Linked DNA regions of Homo sapiens: region 2 is linked to region 1. A link is an interaction called in ENCODE POLR2A ChIA-PET data of the cell type or tissue named here. Cell type or tissue: IMR-90. All regions are shown on one strand. Links, peaks and the distances in the headings refer to the core of each region. The heading gives the core; the rest is flanking DNA.

Region 1 (5,000 bases), core at 1-5,000:
TGTGGAAGTTAATAAGCATGATTGTTGTTTCAAACCACTATGTTAAATAGCAATGGATAACAAACACAATCCATAGACCTTGAGTTTTTCTCATACCAGAGATTTCATATTCATGAGATCAATGTGCAATTAATGGAAAATGCAACACCAGAAACAACATAATTAACTCTATCCATTTTACTTAAAAAATGGTATAGCCAAGAATGGGGGTACCTAATGGACATTATTGGTAGTAAAGAGTGTGTGTTTTAGCCTACATTTTACTGATCTTGAATGCTGGAACCCACCAGTACACACCATTCCCATCTCTAAGTGCACTGCTGGCTTTATTTTCAGTGAGGACATCCATTCATGTACTCCATTGTCTACTGAAAGCCTGTCGTGCACTAGGCTCTCTGAATTCAGCAGTGACCAAGACAGAAACAATTCTTGCTTTCATGGAGCTTAACATTATTTAGAGAATAAAGGCATATATTACATAAATTATAACAAATCATTACTTTTTTGGCTGTGATATTTGCTCTAATAAGAAAACATAGTGTGTTGTGAGAATACTGAATAGGCTAGCCTGCAGGATAGAAGCAGTGAGAATCAACATAAATTTTATAATGCGATGGGAGTTGGGCATCCATTAACATATCAAATTTATTTTGCAGTGTAAACAACCAATATTAAGCATCATTAAATTACTCCCTCCAAATTTAAAACCACATTCTAGAAGATTCAGCTTAATGCTGGCAATATTAAGATGCTTATCAGATGAATTAATTAGACTAATTAGCTTAAAGTTTAATTAAATAGTAAGTATTAAGTTCATTATCCTCATAACACTGATTTATTTTTTAAAATAGAGGTTTGGGATTTTACATGACTTTTTTTTCTCTGTAATGTTTTATTTTCATTTTAGTGGTTTCAAGATATTTATATCTTATGAAAAACTGTTGAAGAGGCATGCTTTATATTTTTAGTCATTTTTTTTATTGATGATTAATTTTGGCTCTCATCTGTTACTTAGCCATGGTACTCAAAGTGAAACCCCAGAATCAACAGACACAAACTTCCTGTTTTCACCACTGTCAACAAATGGAAATTATATCTTTTAAAAATTCTATTTGTATTAAATTATTTTAATAGAGAGCACCTTGGGCCACTTTTGTTAATTCCCTGGTAAATTTGGAGACTATGGCAAGTTCAATAAACTTCCTCTCCTAAAAGTATAATTTTCTCCTAAAAAGTATAATTAAGGCTAAAATACTTTTGAAAAACACAAAGATACTTGATTAGTAACCAATAAAAAAAAATCTGATGCACATAAACCATTTTATTCTACTCTGATCACCTAAAAGTCAGATTCAGCTGCTCCATTTGTAAATGGGTATATTTATCTTGCCTTCCCAATCTCATTAGGGTCAATGTGAGATAACATATGATTAACAAAATATCAAAGTTAAACTTGTAAATTACATATGCATGATTATAGACTTCTGGAGATTAGTTCATCAAAAATTTATGTTCACCTTTCATATTTTGAAGCTGCTACTTAAAGCAGTTACCCAACCAGGGTTAGCACTTCCTAGCCCCTCTTCCATCAGTCATGACGTTGTGGGTGAAATCTTGTCAACAGATGTACATGTAAATGACACTGGCTAGTCCCATACAAATTTCCCCTACAATTCTTTGTGTTCTCTCACTCTATGTTTGCTGTGTGGATGTTAACACCCAAGATGATATGGGGAGCCATTGCAATAAAAATGGCAAAACCTCCTTTAGACTGGGTTCTTGAGTAACTGAGCAGAGCTTTCATCCCAGGCAGCCACTGTTTCCAGGTGAGTGAGCAACAAACTATTTTGTTAAACTGCTGACATAGATTTGCCTGTTACAGAATCTAGTGTTTGCCTCACACGGTTAAGCACTGATATGAAGTCACTGATCTTCTATCTATAACTGTACATATACGATAAATCAATAATGTAGATCTTACATTTTTGTCATAAAATGTCAGTCATTTTCAATGTTTTAAAAGGTTGACTAGCTCACAATTTTAATAAAAATAAATAAAAGAGAAAATTTTAAAGCAAAATAAATACTGTAAAAATATAGCAGAGTTTCCAAAATAAACTCTGTATAGGTAGATGAGGGCTTCAGTAGGATGCGCTATAGTCAATTAACTTAGAGAATTTGAGTTAAAAAATAATACAGTCTCCTTATGGCATAAATACATAAACGTTCAGATGCTTTTATAAGCCAATGCACTCTTGTACATCTTCAAGGAGTGAATGCAGTGAGCATGGGGAAAGAATTGTTTAAGCTTTTCCTCAGCTTTGAACAAAACATCTTTATTTTCCACGGCATTTCTTGAAACAATCATTTAATGGGGCACACTTTGGAAATGATCACACAGCACAGCTATAGTCTGGAGATTAATATTACACATGGGTGACCATCCTTCTCACTCTCACATTTTCCCACTGTCTTTATAAGGAGCCAGACCACAAGACCATAGGTAGCACCATTAATGCTTCAACAAGTACTCTTTAAAAAAAAAAAAAAAAAAAAAAGCTGTGAAGGATATTACTGGGGCAACTGACAAAATCTGAAAATGGACTGTGGATCAGATAATAGAATTACAGCAATTTTAAGTGTCCTGAGATTTTATTATTGTACTATGCTTATGTAAGAGAACATTACTGTTCTTAGGAAATACACATTGAAGTATTTAAAAGCAAATTACCTTCAGATCGTTTTTTAAAAAGCACATATGGGGAAGCAGACGGAAAAAATCGGAAGGAGAGGGAAAGAGAGAGGTTGACAGAGAGAAGGAAAGGGAAGGAGTGGGGAGAATAAGCAAATGAAGTGAAATGTAAATAACTGGTGAATCTTGGAAAAGGATCTTCAAAAGTTTCTTTTACTACTCTTGCAATTTTTTGGTAAATCTGAAATTTTACACACACACGCAAAACAAAAAAGACTGTGAAGAGTGATGTTCTATAGTAAGTAGGTTTGATATTCATTTTGCTTGTGTTTCATTTCGAACATGTCACAAATGTTTATTTAAAATTGCTATTCTCAGAGCTGAATGACACTAGCGAGACTGCGAGCTTTGACTCAGGCTGCCTCACACCACGGCTGGAGTGTTGGTATGCTGTCAGCATGTCAGGGGCAAAAAGACAGTGTTGCTTTGGGAGAATGGCGTGAACCTGGGAGGCGGAGCTTGCAGTGAGCCAAGATCGCACCACTGCACTCCAGCCTGGGCAACAGAGCAAGACTCCGTCTCAAAAAAAAAAAAAAAAAGACAGGGTTGCTTTGTATTGTTTATTCATGCAGGAAGCTTCTGCTCCAAGAAACAATTGAGACTTTTTCTTTCAAATTTGCTTTGTTTTTTAGCAAAAATCAATCAATTTTTTTTCTTCCATCAACGAATAGGTTGAGTGCTGAAAAATAAAATGCCCAATTTGCTAGGTTTCTGTTGCTCTTGGAGAAGAGCAACTGAAAACTCAATAGCTGATGACCAAGAAAACTATTAATGTTTTGCTCCCATGTGAAGCTGACTGGCAGTAATGACTCCACAGATTACTTTTGCGTTATGCTATAGTTGGTCACGTGTTACTTTCTCCACAGCTTGGAAGATCTAAAAACCCTAGTTATTGTGATCAAGCCAGGCATGAGTGAGCTTGTTTCACAGGTATTTTCTGTGGCACAGGTTTTGGGTAAGAAAAGTCCTTAAATCAAAAATATATTTTAGGCTAGAGAGTGAAATGAGCAATTTTAACACTAAGGATATTGCCATGCATTTTTTTTTTTTTTGTATTTTGAACATTTTCTTAGCTCTGAAGTTTCCCTCTCTGTAGCATTATTAATCTCTCTCCAAACTGCACCATTTTTATCCGAGTTACTGCTTATCACGAAAAAATAAAATAAAATGTCCGTTGACTCCACTCCCGCCCCTTCAACTGCTGTTTCATTTCTCTACTCTTCTTCTCAGCAAAGTAACATGAAAGAGGCATCTAAGGTCTTTGTTTCTATTTCGTCACCCACACAGCACAGTCTGGTTGGTCTTTCCATATCAAGCCCTCCATGCTGACCACTGGGTGATGTGGATCCAAACATAATACAAACCCAAACAAAATTATCCATGCCACTATGTCACACCCTCTTGGCCTGAGCTAGCAACAGCCCTTGGTCTGTGCCTCATTTTACTGTTTAAATGGCTTCAAAATATCTTAAGTTAGGTGGTAGTATTCTAATTACAATTGCTATCCGTTCATTTTCTCTTAGCACTGAAATTCTGTGAATTTTAAACATTATTATTAAAGTCAGAGTCATGGAGATTTCTGGAAATGTAAGGCAGTTTGGCTCACAGTGGCATTCTCTAAAATTAGGCCTAATTTCTTCTGGGTAATAAATGCTTTCACAGAGAAGGAAAGAATCCTGGTGAATTTCCAAAGTAAAATGTGTAATAGACTGTTGTTAAATTAATTCTTAAATGTAGCGATTTTTCCAAATATAGGTTAGCCTTGGGCGGTCTCATTGCATTACTTACTTTTAAGTGATTAAAGGTAACGCTTACCAAATCAATAGGAGATACCAAAGAGGGAACATTAAAACTAAAATTAGCATTGACTGAAGACATATACAAAAATATGAGATCCTGTTTTTCTTGAAAAGTCCAGCAAAATTATTGGAGAGTACAGAAAAAGAAGAAGTCGAAAATGTAATTGGATTGGTAAGTGTTCCCCCTTACAGATATCTTTTTAGAGAAAATTACACTCTTCTGTAAATTATCTAAAAGACATGAATGCTAACACGAGCACAAATGAAACCTACTCTAATGTCTGGACAGCTAAATTATGAGCAACTCTTAATGGCATATTTAAACACCAAATACCTCTGATGATCAAGAATGGCCATTCCATCTCTCTGGGGTGGTATGAAAGAAGACACAAATCACTACATTTCTCTACACCTTAAATGTAGAGAAATGCCATCTTCATTATGGCATC
Region 2 (5,653 bases), core at 654-5,653, 1.0 Mb before region 1:
GAGAGGCTGGTCTTGCAACGCAGTTGATGCATCAGCAAAGACCCCAGGAACTAACTATGTTTATTACAAGTGACTGGAATGTGCAATCAGCAAATTTACAGACAGGAAATAAAGATGAATTAAGTTCGCAATTTAATTGGAATAGAGACCCACAGTCCTCCTTTCCCCATGCTGCCTTGAAAAAGGAACAGCTGACTGGTGAGCCCTATCCAGTTAGTGTCCTGGGCTTTGCTACATTGCCTTGCCGTACAGGACTGTGCATCTGACCAGGTGGAAGTGGGCATTTCAGGAGGAAAGCTGCTGCCCAGATACCAAAGCAAGACAAATGCCAGCACCTGCAATGCTGGAACAACGGGCAGTTTCCAGGGGTCTCAGATCATTGCTGCTTTTGCTGGGAGACAATGATACCATCTTGTCAGGGTTTGTGCTTATTTTGGGGGTATGGGGGGAGTTTATTACCCAAGGCTGCTGGGTATAGTTTATGTAGCAAGTGTAGTACCCAAGGGCATCACATCCTAGGGAATGCCAAGCACACTGCAGAATCAGAGATTGTTTATAATCACTTTCTAGCAGACGTTATTCTTTAAAAATTAATATATTTAAAAAGAGGTGAAATGTCCTGAGGAAGGATACCATTTTATGATTTCCTGAAGGCAACATGTGTGCTAGTGATGGCCCTGGGGTCACCTCATACATCAACCACTATTGAGAGGCAGCAGTGGCTTTTGGAGAGGATTCTGACACCAATTCAGGTGCAGCAGGATCGATCGACAGCCATGGTGAACTAGAAAAGGGCAGTGGCATTCAAACTACAAATCTGCTGTTCTTGATTTCCAATGACCATCATCATTAATAATCTAGTTACTGTACATGTGGTATTTGACTTGAAATTTGTCATTTTCTTCTGGGAATGCACCAAATACTTAATTCAACCCCTAGGCAAAGACTGTCCTCTGGAAAATTACTAGCTTAGATATGTTTTAATGATTGCCACTCTAGCCTCTTTTCTTTTTATTGGCTAGCTTTATGTTCGCTTTCAAAAAATTAGAAAATGCAGATAAATTTTTTAAAGGAGGAAAAAATGTATAACTCCACCACCCAGGAGTCATCACTGCTATAGCCTTTTCCAGAGTTTGAACTGCCCAGTTCTTCTCTGCACATACCATTTCAGCATATATTTTAAAATAAGAACAGATTATACCTACTCTTCTGTAATCTATTTTTATCATTTAGTATATACTATCAGCATCTTCCCATGTGCAGTACAAAGCTTCTATCTGGATTTTTTTGGGCCTATATTTAGTTATCCTACATCCTTTTTAAAATGATCATCCTACTCCTCAAAATTATTTGATAAATGAATATTCACTCAAGTACCAGCTCTCAGAGCATGCTCTTTCTCCCAACACATCTCGGCAACCCCATTTTAGTGGGGCCTTCTAAAGATCAGATAACATTCCAAACCCATGGAGCGAGTCTCTAATAGAATTTCAGACACTGTGATAGAAAGTGGCAGTGCTCTTTCTGGGGGGCTGAAGGGGTGTTCTTGGTGCCCTTGAATTACAAGGCCAAGGTCGTAAATGTCAACAAGCCTTAAGGTAGAAGCCAAGGACAGTGGGATTCAGTCTTGCCCTGATGCAGACCTGCAGTGAACCTCAGTTTCTTTCTCTGTAACTTGACCCCCAAAGTATGCCATGTGGTTGGGTTGTGCAGCCAGGCAGAGAGTGGTAATAATAGATAAGTTGGTGGAATAGGCATGGCTGAAATCTTCTGAGCCTTGTGGGTCAAAGTTGGGAGTTTGAATTTTAAGTATAACAAGAATCCACCTGTTAGTTTTAAGCTGGAGAGTATAAAATTTATAATGTATGAAGACCCCTTTGCTGTTAATGTTAAGGCATGACCCTCTCTCGGCTCAAGCGTGGAAAGGCAGTGACCCTCAGTGGAGCTGGGTTTGAGACATTTCTCTTAAACAGAGCATAGGGAGAAGGCATTCTTTGTGTGTGTATTTGTGTGTGTGTGTGTTTCTCTGTTAGTATTCCTGAAGCAGAAGGTAAGCCTTCCCACCACGGCCAATGGGAGGAGGGTGGCTGCCAGAGGTGTTCTCTAAGGGTCTCTCACTGGCCTCTAATTTGGACCGGCCAGCTTCCCTGGCTTCATTTGTCTTTCTTGGATCTTAAACTGGTATTTCCTCATGGTAAATCAAATAGGTGGTCAGCCTGTAAGTCACAGCCAAGTTCGATGCTAGCAAATGCGTCTATAAATTTTTTTAATGAGGCCAGATGTAGCTCCGGGATATATGTTACCAAGAATAGATCTTACCAACTAGCAGGGTAGCTGGAAAAGACAAAAACCCTCATGACTTTCCTCCTCCTCATATGTCACAACCTTGTCTGGTTTAACCCCTTTCCTTCTTAACTTTTTGATCCCCTGTTGAAGTTTTATGTCCCCCGCTTCAACTTCATATTAGGAAAAATTCTAAACACATAAAATATTTGAAGGAATAATGAATATCCTTATAACCTTGATGTACAGTCAAAATGAACATTTTGTCATATTTGCTTTAACTTTACTGAGTCATTTGAGAGTAAATGGAAGACATTGAGTCACTTCAGCCTTAAATACCTAAGCATGCAACTCCTAAAAACAAGGACATCCTCCTGTGCAACCTCAGAATTGTGATTCCCCTATATTTAAAATTTTCTTAATATGATACACGATGTAGTCTAGACTAAAATTTCCTCAATTGTTCTTAAAATGTTTCTTTTATAGCTTTTTTGTGGAACCAGGATCTAACCATGATGAGTTTTCCAAAGTGTGAATAATATGCAATTGTTATACAAAAACAACGAACTTCAACGATCCCTCCTTGGAGAACTCCCAGGAGCTTGTGCTTCTGCAGAAGTTTCTCTCTGGGAGGAGTTAATGAGTAAAAGTTATGATTCAGTAGTTTTGCATGTACCAAGTGTCACGCTAATGTTTATTATTCCCACTATATGATAACTACAAGAGAAATAATCATTAGGTGATTAAGAACCACAGTCTGTCTACTGTAAAATTGCTGTGTTGACAGTAAAAGCAAAAAAGGTTTTTAGGGTCAGGATGCAAAAATATTTTACTGTAAGGAACTCACATCAGAATTTAAGGGATTCATGTTTTATTTTTGCATTACTTTCTGTCTTAATTTAATTTTCTTTTCATATTATAGTTAATTTAAAACTGATGGACCACTAGTTTTAAAACTGAGGGATTCCATCAAATATCAAAAACCTTAAGTGTTCCCAACTCACTTAGTCTATGAGGCTAACTGGAGACTTGATTTCTCTTGGCTACAGGCTACCATAAAGATTCCGCGTACATATTTTAAAAAGATTCAATATGATCCTAAGAATGCCAGATTTATGCAGAATGGCATTAGACTCTACCTTTAGGGTTCTGTTCACAGCTGAGTGAAAAACTACCATTTTTAGCTGATTTCCTAAAGAGCATCATCAAACCAGTATTTTCTTAACCTTTAACTCTGATTTTTGAGGCAACAAAAAGACAAATAACACTAATGCATTATGTTTTTGTATGGAGAAAGGAGCTGGAAATGGGAGGTCCAGGCACCCCACAGGGATCGCTGCTTGGATTTTCTGGCAGGAGGGGGACGGGGAGCTGGGCCCTAACCAGAGAGCTTAGTGTTCTAAACATTCCCTTATATGGAGGCACATAATGTGTTTCCCGCATACTGATGTTAAGCCCCGAGGATACAGAGCCTGTGAAGCAGGCAAGAAATTAGGCTTCCCACTTGCACCATGACCCTCTCCCCTTGCACAGAATGTACAAGCCACAGCTTCCAGCCCTCATTTGGGACTCCAGGTGCAGTGGAAAGCCCAACCGAGAGACGCTGTCTCTGCTCCTGTTCCACTGGTCCCTCACTTCCAGCAGCTCTTCATAGCCCTTGCTAAATCTATCAGTAATTTAATCTTACCTGATTCTGTGTGTGATCTTTTCCTGTCAATCTATGCCTTGCTTGAATAGTGCTGTATATTACTATGTTTCACTTCCAACCCCTTCCTCCGTCCCCTGAATTGTCAAGGGGATAATAGAATTATTATTCTGGATCAGAATCATGTCTGGTCAACTGGAAAAGATCTATAGCCAGGAAACTGTGGCCTAGAAAGTGGGCTTTCTCTTCCCTCAAGTATATGCCAATGTCTTCCAAGGTTAGCATTTCCTAAAGTGGAAATTGGGCATACAAGGAAATGTGATTTAATCATAGTGAGCCACACAGTGAGCAAGTTCTTTCCTTTTTCAGTTTCCTATCAATCTTTCTGACAACCTTAATGAGAAAGTCTCCATTTGAAACCAGCACATGTTAGCACCTAATATTTACTAATCTTGTTTTTATCAAAGAGGGAGTAGGGCTTGTGTTCAGAGATCTGGGCAGGCAGCAGCTGGAATTATATGACTTTGCTGTATTTTGATTGATTGAATGTATTATTCTGGTTGCTTTCTAATGATGGCAAGGGATGATTTTTTTAAATGGAAGTGATAGTTTCCTTTTAAAATTAAGTTTCAGTAAAAAGATTATGTAAATAACAGAATCAGTGATCTGCAGATGTGGCAAGAACTGTGACAACTAAGCATCAATGTCAAGACTCTGGCAGCTCTAGTCCAAGAAAATGCTTCTAGATCAGAGATCCTCCACTCTGACTGCACATCAGAGTCAAGTGTGGAGCTTTTAAAACATCTGGGTCTGGCCAGGTGTGGTAGCTCATGCCTGTAATCCCAGCACTTTGGGAGGCTGAGGCGCATGGATCACGAGGTCAGGAGTTCAAGACCAGCCTGGCCAACAGGGTGAAACCTGGTCTCTACTAAAAATACAAAAATTATCCAGGCATGGTGGCAGGTGCCTGTTATCCCAGCTACTCGGGAGGCTGAGGCAGAGAACTGCTTGAACCCAGGAAGTGGAGGTTGCAGTGAGCCGAGATCACGCCACTGCACTCCAGCCTGGGTTACAGAGCAAGACTCTGTCTTTAAAAAAAAAAAAAAAAAAACTAGGTCCATTCTCAAGGATTTTGTTTTCCTTGTGACAGGCCTCAGAGATCAGAATTTTTAAGCAGATTTCCAAGTGATTTAAATGAGCAGCCATAGTTGAGACCATTGCACTAACCTGCACTGCCTCCCTGGTGCTTGGCGATGTCCATTGTAGAATAATACTCAGTAGCGCAGACTGTAATATGACCCTGCCCACTGGGGGTGTCCTCACAGAAAAGTCATTGATACAGAACTACATAACCAAGGCTCTGGTTTCTTGGCAGTTACTGGTAAGGCTCACAAAATAAGCAAAAATTGAGCTGGCTTTGGATGAAGGTGATGGATTGCCTCTGTCTCAAATGGTGGTATCTTGAGGATTTTAGAGGATAAACATTACACCAGGAGGAAGCTGAAATGTCCCTCCCCTGATTTATGGTTAATGAGCCTTGTGTTAGGTGTTGAGGATACGCTAATGACCTTTACCTGGGAAATCTTTCCTATTACTTCTGTCTCCTGTTTCTATGGATCAGTTCTTGTTTTATGCCATTTTTCACTCTATTTTGTATCTAAGCTGAGGGTCTCTGACTACAAATTTTCATCAGTAAAATTCTGAACAAAACTTTAACTGATAAAT

What was found. ChIA-PET counts read pairs that join two places held together with the same protein. Peaks named below come from ENCODE experiments on the same cell type or tissue, not always from the same donor. Only the 100,000 strongest peaks of a DNase experiment are listed, where the experiment ranks them.
Region 2: POLR2A ChIA-PET joins it to region 1 with 9 read pairs; 1 of 35 experiments calls an interaction of 5 or more read pairs at or near these places.

Annotation. Positions count from the first base shown.
Region 1 is chr5:156,372,954-156,377,953 of GRCh38, reverse strand. The region is part of intron 3 of SGCD (sarcoglycan delta); the gene reads right to left. LOC124901120 (a long non-coding RNA gene) reads left to right here and starts at 1,685. Exons shown (of 3, transcript XR_007059016.1): 1 at 1,685-1,826. In IMR-90, for the core only: no CTCF peak of the experiment used is centred there; no DNase peak of the experiment used is centred there; H3K4me3 peaks cover 247 bases; H3K27ac peaks cover 254 bases.
Region 2 is chr5:157,369,266-157,374,918 of GRCh38, reverse strand. The region is part of intron 26 of CYFIP2 (cytoplasmic FMR1 interacting protein 2); the gene reads right to left. The region is part of intron 1 of NIPAL4-DT (NIPAL4 divergent transcript); the gene reads left to right. Among named protein-coding and RNA genes, the nearest start is that of FNDC9, 26 kb to the right of the region's middle. In IMR-90, for the core only: no CTCF peak of the experiment used is centred there; a DNase peak (open chromatin) is centred at 3,698; H3K27ac peaks cover 1,260 bases.